Linked DNA regions of Homo sapiens: all the other regions are linked to region 1. The links are chromatin contacts, found by Hi-C or POLR2A ChIA-PET in ENCODE. All regions are on one chromosome and are shown on one strand. Each heading gives the region's core, a stretch centred on a gene start or an enhancer-like site at or near the end of the contact. The rest is flanking DNA. Distances are from core to core; before and after follow the strand shown. Region 1 has its middle 150 kb from the start of LINC02053. Region 2 overlaps PEX5L (peroxisomal biogenesis factor 5 like). Region 3 holds the start of CCDC39 (coiled-coil domain 39 molecular ruler complex subunit).

Region 1 (5,061 bases), core at 1,808-4,307:
GTATATTTTCAGAAATCCTTAGAATGTTGTAAAATTTGTATATGAAAAAGGATAAAGTACTTAGCAAATTAGCTCTTGTTCCCACAAAGAAACTTCAAAAATTAAAGTACATAGTGAAATAATCTTTAAAAAAAATTGAGCTAGGGATAGAAAAAATAGCAATTTGATGACCAGCAAGTGTTTATATAATGAGTTCAAAAAAATTTAGGACCAATTTGCTGAATTAACAAAACCTGTAAGGCAAATAAGTGTTTTCCAGATGGACTGTCTCATCCATTACTGCCCACGACATTCTCTTTCTTGGCCTGGAAAGAAACAGTAGTGGAAATTCTACGTAATTCTTAAACATTGTGAAAATTGCCCAGTCAGCTTTTTAAGAAGCTACAGAGCTCTAACCACCAACAAACATTTATAGGACTTAGAATTGGGTTTATCCAAATTTTACATAGTTGCCAACTCTAGCAAAATGAACTGAACAATGATCTATCTTTCAGAACTACGCAATTAAGTTTTTTGTACTAGAAAAATGCATCCTATTCAAGGTTCTTTTCTGGCAAAGAAAAAGTATTCACTCTTCTTTTGCATTTTTCTGAAACCCTATGACATTCTTCCCACTTCCACCATAACACCCAACCCCTGTGCGGTTGAAAGGGCAATCTCCTTTAAACTCCCAGCACAGCCATGCCATCAGGATTTTTCATGGAAGAAGTTCATGGGTTATTCCTGAACAATCAGCTATCTTGCAGACTAACTTCATATTTTGCTCCCAGATGCCCAGAGAATCCTCCTGGGCAGACATATCCTATGTGTTCAGATGAGAGAGATAAATGACCTCCTTAGATGGCAATATAAATTTGAAGATTGAAATTGAGAAGGAAAATCAACCCCTTCAATCTTTCTTACCAGAGACTAGAAAAAAATCGTGTGTGCTTACCTGATAACAGTGAGCAACTCTTGCTATCTGTGCCACCGAATTAATCTTGAAACTGATGTGAAATGTGTCTAACTTCACAACACCAGCTCCTTCTGATACTGTCTGACAGCACCACCCCATCAGAGATTCTTCTAGTTGTGTGCTATGGATATTCGTTTCCTGTAAAGATGGTTGCTTGGATATTTTGATTTTGTGAATGCTGGGTCAACCTAATCATATTTTCCCATATAAATTGCATCCATGTGAAATTAAAATTGAACATAATTAAGAGGAATCCTTTCTGTCTGTATGTCCTATGCATCATTTATCAGGTACAGATATCTCAGGATTAAGGAATCTAAATTTAATTTCATTTTGGATGCCTAAGTAAGTCCTGGGTGAACAAGAAGGCTGGATGAGTCAACAAGAATTGCTGAATTGGCCAGGCTTACTTTGGAGAAAGAAACTTGCATCTGGCAACTGGGCAGTGATTCAGGAGATGGCTGATGCTAAAAGAAAAAATGAAAGTATGAGGCTTACATGCTTATAATCAGCTCCTAACCTCTTTAAAAACACCCTTAATTTCCCTTGTAGTGGTTTCTTTTTCCATTCAAAGGGTTCTGGATCTTAATTTTAATTCAATTTCATCAGGAAACCAATGTAGAAAGAGTAAAAAGAAAGGCAGATGAATAGCAGAAGGAGGTTATCTCAACCTCAATCACTCATGGATGCTTCTAGCTGAAAACACCAGAAAAATCTAAGTGATGTAAACAACTAAGAGCAAATGTAAGAAGAGCTAGAATGCTAAAGTCTAAAGGCAGTTAGTGGGAAGGAGATACTTATAAATTATAAGATAATCTGAGAAGGAAAAGTTGATGGAAGGGGAAAGAGAAGAAAGTGGAGGGGACATGGGGGAAGAGCAAGAAGCGGAGGGAAACAGAAGGTAAAAATGTATGGACTCCATTACCTGATTAGAACTAGGTCCTCAGCTTAAGCTCAGTTACGCTATCAAAGGATGACCTCAACATCTCAGTAGCTTACAAAAACATTGATTTCTCTTTCATGCTACATATATACTCCAGGTCAACTGCCACTCAGCAGTTAATTGTCTACATTCTAGGATCTGGGTTGACTGTCTGAGAGTTCTTAATGAGGTTTTAGAGGAAAAATAGAGCATGAAAGCCACAAGATAGAAGCTCAGAAGGGACACGCTTCATTTCTGCTCACATTTTATTTGTCAAAGCAAGTCACATGGCCAAACCTGATGTTAATGGGGTGGGAATGTATATTTTGAATGATATGTAATTATCCAATAATAATGTAATAATTAAAACATATGTTTTAATCTTCACATCAAGTAAAGATGGCTATGATTTTCCCATGCTTAGGAGTATTGGTTAGAGTGTTTTGCAGAATGTCCTTCAGTTTGTTTTCTTCTGATACTTTTCTCATAAGACTGGGATTATGGGGTTTTTTGGGGAGAAGGGAGAAAAATGCCATTCTCATCACATGATATCAAGAATATATGCTATTAACATGAGCATCATTGTTAATCTTAAACTTGGGGTCAGGCTTGTCAGTTTTCTCCACTGTAGTTACTTGTTTTTCCTTCTTTCTATACTATACTCTTTGGAAGGAAGTCACTATGCACAATTCACACTTCAGAAGTGAGGAGTTATGCTTCACTTCTTTAAAAGTATTTCCCCAATTTTATAGGTGAGGAATTGGAAGTTTAGGGAGCTTAAGCCCAAGACAGCATACTTACTTAGTAGCATCAAGACTGATACCCAAGTCTGTCTGACATATAAAACTATTCTTTCTTCAATATTCCACAAAAAGTACTCCTACTCCTCTAAGAACAGGAAAGTGCTAAGAAAAACAGAAGGATGTATTTATTGGCTGTTTTACTGAAGCATGTTGAGAAACATGCCCTTGATATTTCAGACATTCAGATAATGGTTCCTTAACTTGCTCCTCACTAGCATGGTGACTGGAGAGCTATAAAGCTCCCTCACGTTTGTAACACTATCCAGTCACTGTCCTGACATGGCCTAACTATATACTAGACTGTCTTTCTATAATCATGTCCTGACTCCATTCTAATCAGTAAGCCATCTTTCAAAAGAGAAACTAACTTCTTAGAGCACTGTGAGGGGAGAGCAGAAAATGAAAGTGATATTATCTGCACATCTTGTGGCCAGGAGATAGCTTCTAAGCAGTGTTTTCATGAAGAGAATTATAAATCCAGATATGCCTAATAAAGAAAGACATGTTCTTGACACAGAAAAAGCTCTAGACAAATAGGAGAACTGTCACCAAGACTGAGAAGTACAGCAACAGGATGGTCTATGTCTGTTGGTCGAAAATTCTGAGGGTTTTCCTTCTTGTCAGGGAGATTCAATGTTGACATTTAAAGTATGTGCCAAGTCCTGTGTCCAGTTTTCTTTTGAAGTGTCATTGACAGTGCAGTTCAAAGACAGAAATGAACATCAGATAGCACTGAGTCGTGTTTTCTGAACTAGAATCTAATCTCTCTTCTGAAAAAAAAACTAAGTTATAGAATGTATAAAGATAAAACAGAGTTTATGAATATTCTACATATTTCATATGAAGAAAAGTCTTTTCTCTGTCCATTTTTATACAGAGAATAGAGACTAGTTGGTTTCTAAGTCACATGTACATACTATATATTTAATTGTAATTGTATGATACACAAACATTATTAGTTGAAATATCCTGATGTACAATTATTTTTAAGTAGATTGAGCTCTTGGCTGGCAGTCAGAAAGTTGAATTTTTCACTTCTATTTCTCATAATGTGCAGATATATTTTCAGAAATTTTCTCCAATTGCTGAGATTATCTGGACTATTTGAATTTGCTATTGTAAATCACGTACAAGGATTAAGCTTTTAGGACAAGAACTGTTTTCTTTCCCACTGTGCCTCAACACTTAGTTTATCATAGAATACTATAGATACTTAATAAATGTATGTTAAATAATACATACCAAAACACTGTATACACGCAGTAAATGTTTCTTAAATATCGAATGAATGCTCTCAAGAAAGAAGCATTGAGTGAATTTAAGACAGTCATAAAATGCACAGCTACATCTAAAATAAAAGACCACGTCTAAAGTCAATGCTCATTATTATCCTTCAGTTCAGAATAAAGCTTTTTAAAAAATGAGAACAAGTTTAATAAAGTCTGTATCACATAACATGCGTGATAGCACATTTCTTCCAAATATATTGATCGAAGGCAAGATTTCCAATGGTGAATATTGATAATTGACTTCTAGGCTGTCTCTGCAGGGGCTCACAAAACTTGCTGACCAGCAGGCTGCTATTCATATGAACAGAAAGTAATTTTCCTTTTGATAAGTCAAAAAGATTATATGTTCTTTACATTAAATAACAAAATTGATTGAAAATTAATATTTAATGCTGGTGACAGTATGTTGAGAGAGTTACTCTTCTCTAACACTGGTGTAAGACTATTTTGGTACAACTTTTCTGGAAACTAATTTGGGACTATACACAAAGAGGCTCAAAGAATTTATAGCTTTTTACAAAAGAAAACAAAGAATTCTACTTCTAGGTATTCATCTAAAATTAAAATCAGAGATTTTTTTTCAGAGATTACTGGATATAAAGATGTTTGCTATGTGATAATACTTAAACCTTTGAAACAACTTCAGTGGTTATTAGAGGACTGCCTAAGTAAACTAAGAAATATTCACTCAACAAAGTATTATTCATCCCCTTAAAATAAAGCGTCTATAAAGGAAGAGCCTTATCCAATTCTCCTTTGATGGGTACCTAGGTTAATTCCATGTTTTTGCTATTGTGAATAGTGTTGCGATGAACATATGAGTGTTCTTTTGGATGGATACACAGTAACGGGATTTCTAGGTTGAATGGTAGTTCTGTCTTAAGTCCCTTGAGAAATCGCCAAATTGCTTTCCACAGTGGCTGAACTAATTTAAATTCCCACCAACAGTGGATAAGTGTTTCCTTTTATCCATGTCTATTGTTTTTTGATTTTTAATAACAGCCATTCTGACTGGTTGTTAGAATGATTTCTCATTGTGGTTTTGATTTATTACTCTGATGATTAGTGAGGTGGAGCATTTTTTTCATATGT
Region 2 (5,061 bases), core at 1,265-3,764, 460 kb before region 1:
AGGCGGAGCTTGCAGTGAGCCGAGATTGTGCCACTGCACTCCAGCCTGGGCGACAGAGTGAGATTCCGCCTCAAAAAAAAAAAAAAAAAAAAAAAAAAAGAAAACAAAATTTCTAGAAGACGAGACTTTCATTTTCCCCATTCCTAATTCTCAGGCTGGATAAAACTTGGAGCATTGGTATTTATTATACTTCACCTTGGGTGAATTCTGTGTCCAAAGCATTTGACTTTAAAATGTGGCACTCAGATAAATGTCTGTGAGTGCCCACAATGTAGATCATGTGCCCGAAGGTTGGCCCTGGTCTAAGCATTAATCTTTCTAACGAGTGATGCTCCTCCAGCAGAATACTGTCCTGCAAACCATTCTGGAGTGGGTGGTGTCTAGGGTGTGAGGCTCATTAGTTGCCCTTTAGGTGATTCATTGTATATATGGGTGTTTACTGCCAGCTGTAATATAACGAGAAGGATACCTATCAACTGGGGACTTAGACATCCGCCGGGTGAGGCCTGGAGATCCCTTCTTGCTTTTCACAAGGTATTTGTACTTTGGATTTTGCTTAATCCAATTCTTCAGAGCGTCACAGGCATCCTGCTGATGGCCAGTGTTAGTATAACTCACAGCCAAGGCCATCAAAGCTTTTAAGTTGTTGGGCTGTAATTCTAAGCACCTGAAAAAAAAAAAGAAGCCAATTTCAGATTTTTTTTTGAGCCACAATCTAACAGTTCTTCAGAAAATGTGGGGGGTCTTTATTAACTAAATACTGCAAAAGCATTGGTAAGCTTGCTTATGTCAAGTTCCTGGAAAGCACCATATTTATCCACATAAAAATGGAGACCTCAGCATATTTTTAAGAAAGTTAAAACTTACCCTAATGATTGCTAGGTTTGGTAATTTTAATAAGTAGCTTTAAAACTATGTGGCTTATCCCTGCACATGATTTATTAGTGCTTAATCTAATGAGATCTCATGAGAAATAGGGGATATCATTATTTTAATGCTGCTTTTTTTTTTTTTTTTTTTTTTTTTTTTTTAGACAGAGTCTCACTCTGTCACTGAAGCTGGAGTGCAGTGGTGTGATCTTGGCTCACTGCAACCTCTGCCACCTGGACTCAAGCGATTTTCCTGCCTCAGCGTCCGAATAGCTGGGATTACAGATGCCCACCACACCCAGCTAATTTTGTATTTTTAGTAGAGACAGGGTTTCCATGTTGGCCAGGCTGGTCTCAAACTCCTGACCTCAAGTGACCCGCCTGTCTCAGCCTCCCAAAATGCTGGGATTACAGGTGTAAGCCACCACACCTGGCCTCTACTACCAATATATTAAATATCTATTATCCCCAAAGAGAACTGACTTGAATGTAGACATCTAGATATGAAAGATTTTACAGTCTTTTGCAAAGGAGAGGGAAATTCCTGTGTTTTCAGAACTACTGATGTGGGTTTACAGGAGACACAGGCTAAAGCTACTCCCCCTCATTCTATTCCACTGGCCTCTAGCAAGGGATTTTCAAACTGAAGTGCATGTGAATCATCTGGGGTGTCTTATAAAATCTTCATTCTCATCCAGTAGGTCTACTGGGGTGGGCCTGGGATTGTGCAGGTTTGACAAGTTCTCAGGTGATGATGAGGTCTCTGGATAAGACTCTGAGGAGCAAGCCCTAGGCAGGACATAATACCACTCTGTGGTGGGCCTAATCTCCCAGATTATCAGCACTGGGTAGAGAGGTTCTTAATTCTGGATGCACATTACAAACACCTGGGAGTTTTAAAACTATTGCTGCTTGGTTCCCAGCCCTGATCAATTAAATGATCATCTCTGGGCTGTGCTTGGGCATTATTTTTCCCCTCCAAACGATTCTAATGTGCATGTGTATACAGGGTTAAGAACCACTGACTCAGAGCTCCAGATGTGGAGTTGGGAGATGAGGGTTCAAGTTCTGTCTCTGTTACATACTCTCTGTGTGACCTTGACCTTTCCTGATCCCCAATTCTCTCATCTGTAGGAAAAGGCTCTGAACGCAGGGCCACACCCCAGGCACCGTTACTTCATCAAATACCAACAGAATCTTGAAATCTAGGATTCCAAGATTGTAAAGCCCTAGAATTGCAAGAGTCTAGAATTCTTACAATCTGATATTCCAAAGCTATAGGATTTATACACATACATTATGTATGTACATTCATATAAACACCATACATATAACATATGGAATGTATGTGTGTGTGTGTGTGTGTGTGTGTGTGTGCATATGTATACGCACACATATATATTCTCTTCCTATAGCACTATATTAAAGGCACTCAAAATAAAAGGTAGGGAAAGTGGAAGTCTATTTGGCAGAGGCTACTTTTCCAGGGTTTAAATAGGAGCTCTAGTCAAGTAGGGTGTAATATTACACACACCCACTGTTCCCATCCCTCCTGCTCCAACGTCATCCAGACCATTAGTCAGTACTCCACTTATTTTTTTTGAAGAATATTTTCAGATGTTTCAGAAGGCTAAAACGTTAAAAGGAACTATTTATTCAATGAGTCTACTTTATGACTGGGTTTAACACAGGCTTTCTCTGGTGCCAGTGAATGTCCATTGATTTGTAGATAGTAAGACATTGTTAGGAACATGACTTCATTCTAAGTTGTTTTTCAGAGCTAAGTGTGAGTGATATGCGGTATCTCAGCACTTATCCTTTACAAATTCTTTACACTGTACTTCAGTAAAGATCAAAAGACAAATCTGAAACAGGAAGTTCATTAACAAGTATCCACCAGGCCCATGATTTTGCACTTAGCTTCCTTTACCTCTGGAGGGCGACAATAGCTGCTTGTTCATTTTCATTCTCCGCCTGGGTTATCCCGAGGAACTGCCATGCCTACGAAAGACAACTGATGTTAACATTGCAAGATGAAGCAGAATTACTCATGTGCTTCAGTTGGTTTGTTGACCTGTGATGGATCCCCTATGCAGAGCAAGCTGTCTCATATGTGAGCGCTATATAAAAGGGAAAAATATTGTATGCATTTCTTCATTCAAACTCTCTTGTGACACCTGGCTCAAGATCCTCTGTCATTATTTCCAAATTCGTTCAGTATTTATCCTTTCCTATAACCCAGTGCGATGGAAACCTCTGAATTTCTGAGATTTCGTTATATTAGGTATCTTAAAACCAAAGGATAAATATATAAAATTATACGATTGTGAGGAAAAGGGGTGGAAATATAACCCAGAAATGTAGCTAAATGAAATTTACAATAAGGAATCTCAAGATGTACAATATTAACTTAGCTTGTATGAATGAAAGTCACTTACTAGAAGAATTCACAGGAGATTTAGGAACTAGGAAAAGCAAAACAAACAAAATCTCCCATGATGTGTTCATTCCTCTAAGGTAATCACTGTTAAAATGCACAAAACATATAACACAATCATAATGTAGACATAATTTTATAGTCTACATTTATACATTTCATCGTACCTTAAGCCCTTTTTCATGTTTTTACAAAATCCTTGTAATTTTTAATTTGGATTTTGTTGAATGGCTATTCCATTATTTACTCAACAATTCCCTTATTGCTTTAAGTTGGTTGCAATTGTTTGCTATTGTAAATAATATGAAGAACATCTTCAAGCAGATAGCTTATGTTTTTATATCTAGAATTAAAGTTTTTAACACAGCAAATTTTTCTCTGTATACTCATAAGAACAATAACTCTCACACTGTTATAAGAGTAATACACACAAGCAGAAACCTCTCATTACACACATTGTCTTCAAATTTGCTGGGGGTGGAGGTATATTAGGGTCTTAAGGTTTAAAAATGTTTGGGGAGTGTGTAACTCTCCTTCCCAAGGCTGGGAGAGTTACACACTCCCCAAAGACTCTTACACACTCCCCAAACATCATTTTAGATTATACCGTTTTAAAACAAAACTCTATGAAAGCACAGTTATCTTAAAGTGCCATTTGAATGGTTTTGGCTTTTCCTCTCATGGGTTATAATTACATATACCTTATAAACTCATAAAAATACTGATTATTCCTCCCTCCAAATATCCTTGATTCTTTTAAATCTCTTAAACATACAGACAGCAACCTCTATTTTGATTTCACCTTTCATATATCTTAGAATGCTTCTTAAGAAAAGATTGATGAAATAGTCTTTCTCTGGGGACGTTTTTCTAGCCTTTGGCCATGGTGTCATTTTCACTGTCTGCAGTGTTATTACTTTAACTTTGAGGTCTCCATAGGTTCAGAAGCCCTGGGTCCTTGTCTGGAATTTGTTAGTTACCACAGGCCCTCATTTTCTTATTTATGAATCTGAGATCGTAATATGTCCTTAAAAAAATCTTCCAGGGCTGTTGTGTCAAATAATGTAATATATTTGAAAACGCCTTGTAAAATACATAGCATTTATGTAAGATGACATTATTATTTTTAGGGGGTGGCCTATAGTTTCATATTAGTGTAATAATTTCCTCTTCTACAACGAGAATATATCTTTCATTTTATTTATTTTTGAGACAGGGTCTTGCTCTGTCACTGAGGCTGGAGTGCAGTGGCACGATCTCGGCTCACTGCAACCTCCGCCTCCTGGTTCAAGTGATTCTCCCACCTCAGCCTCCCGAGTAGCTGGGATTACAGGCATGAGCCATCCCACTCAACTAATTTTTTTTTTTTTTTTTTTTTTTGAGACGGAGTCCCGCTGTTTAGCCCAGGCCGGACTGCGGATTGCAGTGGCGCAATCTCGGCTCACTGCAAGCTCCGCCTCCCGGGTTCACGCCATTCTCCTGCCTCAGCCTCCCGAGTAGCTGGGACTACAGGCGCCCGCCACCGCGCCCGGCTAATTTTTTGTATTTTTAGTAGAGGCGGGGTTTCACCTTGTTAGCCAGGATGGTCTCGATCTCCTGACCTCATGATCCACCCGCCTCGGCCTCCCAAAGTGCTGGGATTACAGGCGTGAGCCACCGCGCCCGGCCATTTTTTTTTTTTTTTTGTATTTTTACTAGAGACGGGGTTTCCCCACGTTGGCCAAGCTGGTCTCGAACTCCTGGCTTGAACTGATC
Region 3 (5,061 bases), core at 1,051-3,550, 410 kb after region 1:
TATATATATATATATATATATATATATAAAATCACAGTACTATGGGCCCTTCTTGCAACAATCATTTGAGGATAAAATCCAGCCAGCCAAAAGACAAATCAAAATGAAAAGTTCAAGAAAGATAAACTGAATAAAAGTGACTGCGGTAAGGACCATTAAAGCAAATCAAGTATAAAACTAACACTAAACACTTGTGATAAATTAAGGGCATTGAATCAAATGCAAATAAAACTTGATAATATTAAAAATGATAAAACCATTATTTTTAATAGGGGAAAAGGAGGTGGGAAAATGTGTAAGAGTGCTAACTTATTCTTTAAAATCAGAGACATTCAGTAATCTATATTTGAAATATAGAGTTCTTAGAAACATTAACCATTTAATTTTTTCTTAACTTAGAGGAATTTTTTTAGCAATCAGCACCTCTTGTGATCAAGTAATATTTACCTGAAATTCAACAACTGCTTTTTCTTCTCTCAAATACTAAAATAAATATTTTGTGTTAAATACCGCATATATATAATTCCATTATAATACTCATTTTTCTCTTCTTTCTGTATATCTGTATACCAAGATGTCTGAAATGTGTGTTTAATGCCATGGTAATCATTTCTACAGTACAGTGGACACTTTGGAGAGGAAATACCTTATGTTTTTATCTCATACCCTTCTATTCTGTTTGAATATCTTAAATTTACAGGAGTTGCTTTTTAAATGTCAGAGTTTAAAAAGCAATTTAATTTAATGCAATTGTGGTGCTCATTTTTCTTCTTTATATGGCTCTATACTTTTTTAAAAGAGCTAATATACTTAATATGTACATAAAAATCCTGTGTGACACATATTATGGCAAGAATACTAAAACCTAAAATTTGGATGGAACCTTAACCCATATTATGTCCCTAGAGCCCGCGAAGTAATTAGTTTGTTCATCTCCATCTCCGCTTTACAAAAAAAGAAGCAGGATTAGGGTTGGTAAGTAGGATCTGAACCCAGGGCTGGATACTTAGTATTAATTCCTCGGTACTCAGTGCTAGATCCCTTACATTTCCTAATATTGCCCTCCTTTGGGGAAAAATTGCAGTCTTCTAAATTACACATGAGTAAATAGGTCAGAACGTGTTAAAAAGCATTTCCATTGTTTTCAAAAGGTAGAGTAACAGGATTTTCATTTTCCTTTTTTAGAGCTGAGAAAACTTTCTGTTCCGTTTTACAAAGTTGTGTAAGCATCATCTGTTATTCTTGGACCTTCTTCTACACAACATATCACCACCAAAGTTTTTCAAAATTTGCTGACCCGGTTGCAATTTTTTATTTTTTTATTTTTTCGTAGAGACGCGGTGGGAGGGGTTTGTGGGGGGTCTCGCTTTGTTGTTCAAGCTTGTTTTACTCCTGGCTTTTAGGGTTCCTCCGCCTCAGCCTCCCAAAGTGCTGGGATTACAGGTGTGAGCCACTGCGCCCGGCCTGCAATTTTTTTTTTTTTAACAACTGCTATGAATTGTAGTTAGTGTAAGTTCGTCCTTGCAACGTAAAATTTCTTATGTTAATCTGTGACAACTCAATCTTCTCTTTGAAAAACTGTAAACCGCACATTTCATTCTTACCGGGCTGTTCCTCTTGAAAACATCTCAAGTCACTTTCAGCTTTAAACATTACAGACAAAAACTCACAAAGAAATATGAACCTTCTGGAGTTTAATTTATAAACGTGCGCAAATAACCGTTGCTATGCAAACCTCAGAAATTCTTTTCCAAGTAGCTCTTTAATTTTTGAGCAAGGAAAAAGCGGGCGCCGGAACCAGCCTTTCCTCTCTCGCCAGGAGGAACGAAATAAGTAAGAGGAGTGGGCATGAGGAAGGGAGTAATAATTCGAGCTTTATAACCCTAAATGTCAATTATGGTTTTAATAGCATTTTTAAATGCTTAACAATTACTGAAATAGGCAGAGAGGGTAAGGGAGGAGGGCGATGGTGCGGGGGAGTGTTAGAGGAAGCACAGGATTAGGAAAGGAGAGAAATAAAAGGGCTGGGGTAGTACTGCCAACCAGAAAACGCCCCCAACAGGCTCTCTCTGCTTCCTCCCGCCTGCTTCAATTGATCTCACCTGATCTTCCAGTAGCTTGTTCTCCTCGTTCGCCACCGGGATGGCGAACCCATCCTCCCAGTGCAGCTCAGCCAGGAATTCGCTACTCATGACTGCAAACGGATAGAGAAGATACAGAGCAAAGATCCGCCTTCTTGTACAGCGGGTGAGCAGCACCCGCGTCAAGCCCAGGCACCTGCACAGTGCCGCGGCAATTGCCGGGGGAGCCCTAGCAACCTTCCCGCGTCCTTAGTTACCAAACAGGAAACGCTCCAGCCCGAAGGCGAAACTTCCGGTTGAGAACTCCCTGCCTGCAGGCCGAAGAATCTTTTTCTTACCTTGAGCACTGAGGGATGAGCAGCAACTTGCCCCTCCCGACGTTCCCGGGGGTTGCCAGGCGGCAGCGTAACTTTCCACGAAAAGGCGGCTCTCGGATCGCTCCCGGAGCGTGTGAAAACTGTGGCCCCCGGAGCTGGCTGGAGGACCACGGGGCAGCTGGCTGGAAGTAAACCACACGATCCTCCGATTGCCTGGGGGAAGACGGGAGCCAACAGGGATTATAAACTAAGTTTCTTTTCAAGGTGTGTTTGCTGTGTTGTGTAGATTTCAGCTACTACAGTAGGTGAAAGTAGACCGAAGTGAACTGGTGTTTGGAAACAACTCTCTCTCTGGCATCACTGGGATGTTCTGATCGTCGCCTGTTTCAGTCGGCCAGCCTTCCTCACCGCACTCACCGGCCCCATCGCGGATGTCCCAGTCGATCACAGACGCGGACCGCGCGGAGGCCGCACACTTGTGGCGCGGTGTGGTGGTCCCTCCGGCACCACTCCCATACTTGCATTTTTCTTTGCATTTTTGTTTGCTAACATTTAAAGTGTGGAATTTCGCATAAACGTCTGTATTTCCTCTGCTTGAAAAAGGGTAGGTGACACAATCCCCATTATCAAAAGGCAATGTTCCGCTGGAGAGGCGCCCCCTTTAGACCAACAAAGCACTTTACCAGTTCACTAATTTGAATTACCTGCTTGGCACGGGTAGGCATTTGAGTTATAGTCTCTCTTGTATAGTATCTCAGAACTGGAAAGGACAAAACAATCAACTAATCTAATCCTTTCATTTTCTCGGTAAGTTAAACCGAGGCTCCTTGAGGCAAAGTGATTAAAGAAGGGATGCTGTGCATGAATTAATTTTACGTATCCAATAATCATCTGTAATTTTTTTTGCTCTTTCGAATTTTATTTTACCTAGACATTGTTAAACTTTTATTATAAATATTTTAAATGTATATGGGAATAGAAAGCAGAGTATAAATAACTGCTATATATGCATCACCTTGATTTAGCATTCATATTTTGCCATGTTAGCATCATCTGTATCTTTTGCTCAAGTGAAAAAATAATCATAGACATCATGACATTACAGCCCTAAATACATGAGCATGTATTGGTAGAAGAGTGGTTAATGTTATCTAACATAAGCACAATATCATTATCACACCTATAAAAATCAACTATTCTTCAATATCATCTAATAACCATTTCAGATTCATATTTCGACTGTCCTAAAAATGTCTTTTTACAGTCGATTTGTTTGTCACTATAGTTCTGAAATCCTCCTGTAGGAGCTTTGTCTCTTTGTGCCTACATTGTTTTCCATAAACTTAATCTTGTGGACTTAGTGCCTTTAAAGACTAGAATTAGCAAAGCATTTTATTCCCCCTTTCTACAATGATTAAAGGCTGGGGAGAAAGGCTCAACTTGTAGAAGAAATTTGACCTGCATGTAATAGTGGAATTTTAGATATAATGACATTTAATCCTTTATAAATGATCATTACTTATTTTATAATAGTTTAGTCATTCCAACTAATGAAAATGTTAGTATTCAGCTTATGTTAAGATGGTACATAGTTATTTATACTTGGGATATGTTGTGGCAATGCTGCTTTCTAAAATTATTGGTGTTGGGTCAAAGGTGGGGAGGAAAATGGCAGAACAAGACTTCCAGCAATCAGCCCTCACAGAAACATCAATTGGAACAAAACTATTCACCTACGAAAATACCTTCACAAGAGCTAAGGAAACCAATCACATTTAATTACCTTTTAATACAGCAAAAAGTAAAAATAAAATAATTGGTATTATCACCCATGTATCTTAAAATTACCTAATTTACCATCCCAGTTTTTAATATGAATACTGAGCTGCCTCGACCTGTGCCAATGAGTTGAAGCACCCCTCTCAGTGTCAGCTGTAGCTGCCAAATGCATGACTGTGGAGTCTTTTTCATCTTTCCATTAATTTTACTTCTAGGAATACGTCCTACAGAAACAGTTACATAGGTAAGTTCCATGCCCTTATACCGCACGGGCATAAGAAGTCTAGCAACTGAAGCTCTGAGAATCCCATGTCTCATTTCTCAAAGATTCCATTTCCTGAATTTGAGGATAACAATTATATGATATTTACTTCTAGATGAAATGCCCATGCTTTCTCCAAATTCTACAATTCTGCCTTAAAATGGTATCTCATTACAGAATCTCGTATCACCTAGTTCCCACTCGAATTCTACAAGTTCTAGACCATAACTCTATTTGCATTCATCCAGATCTAGCTTTGGAAACAAAACCCATAGTTTTATAAGCTTTGTTGTTGAAATGCTCAATTTAATTCCAACATGCTAAAGAAGATGTTACCCTTTTACTGTCTTATTCCCTTAAATTCACCAAATCAAGTTGCGCAGGCTAAAACATAAAGTTTATTTGTTCTGCAAAAATAATGTAGAAAAAATACTTCTATGTATGAAGTAAAAGAAAAAGATGTATTTCACCTCCATGCCAATCCTACTTGTAAGAGAGTACCACTGTTTAGTGTTTACCTAACCAGCATTTTTAAATGAAGCTATAAATATTTACATATGTCAATTTTGTCCTACATAAATATAATCATATAGTAAATATTATTCTGCAAATCCATTCTTTT

Evidence for each region. Hi-C counts contacts between places; a loop is a spot of excess contacts on that map. ChIA-PET counts read pairs that join two places held with the same protein, here RNA polymerase II (POLR2A). Pooled maps may share reads with other maps.
Region 2: a loop to region 1 is called in a map with no recorded cell type, with 3 times the contacts of the local background. The contact joins two enhancer-like sites. A Hi-C loop is called at or near these places in 1 of 168 maps with a recorded cell type or tissue (PC-3), 6 of 37 single-sample maps with no recorded cell type and 3 of 50 pooled maps. POLR2A ChIA-PET finds 5 or more read pairs at or near these places in 1 of 52 experiments (OCI-LY7).
Region 3: a pooled map shows a loop between it and region 1 (4-fold over the local background). The contact joins the promoter of CCDC39 here to the enhancer-like site in region 1. A Hi-C loop is called at or near these places in 3 of 37 single-sample maps with no recorded cell type and 3 of 50 pooled maps. POLR2A ChIA-PET finds 5 or more read pairs at or near these places in 1 of 52 experiments (PC-9).

The regions. Positions count from the first base shown.
Region 1 is chr3:180,264,339-180,269,399 of GRCh38, forward strand. No RefSeq gene overlaps it. Among named protein-coding and RNA genes, the nearest start is that of LINC02053, 150 kb to the right of the region's middle. Within about 2 kb of position 3,058, at least 2 of the 41 ENCODE cell types and tissues checked have a DNase peak (open chromatin) inside an H3K27ac peak, as active enhancers do.
Region 2 is chr3:179,809,002-179,814,062 of GRCh38, forward strand. It overlaps PEX5L (peroxisomal biogenesis factor 5 like), which reads right to left. Exons shown (of 15, transcript NM_016559.3): 11 at 2,800-2,870; 12 at 470-667. Among named protein-coding and RNA genes, the nearest start is that of PEX5L-AS2, 87 kb to the right of the region's middle. RefSeq lists an enhancer at 2,611-2,660. Within about 2 kb of position 2,515, at least 3 of the 41 ENCODE cell types and tissues checked have a DNase peak (open chromatin) inside an H3K27ac peak, as active enhancers do.
Region 3 is chr3:180,677,189-180,682,249 of GRCh38, forward strand. It overlaps CCDC39 (coiled-coil domain 39 molecular ruler complex subunit), which reads right to left and starts at 2,301. Exons shown (of 20, transcript NM_181426.2): 1 at 2,103-2,301. The coding sequence starts at 2,192. It overlaps CCDC39-AS1 (CCDC39 antisense RNA 1), which reads left to right and starts at 2,893. Exons shown (of 2, transcript NR_046725.1): 1 at 2,893-3,002. RefSeq lists enhancers at 2,573-2,672, 2,753-2,802.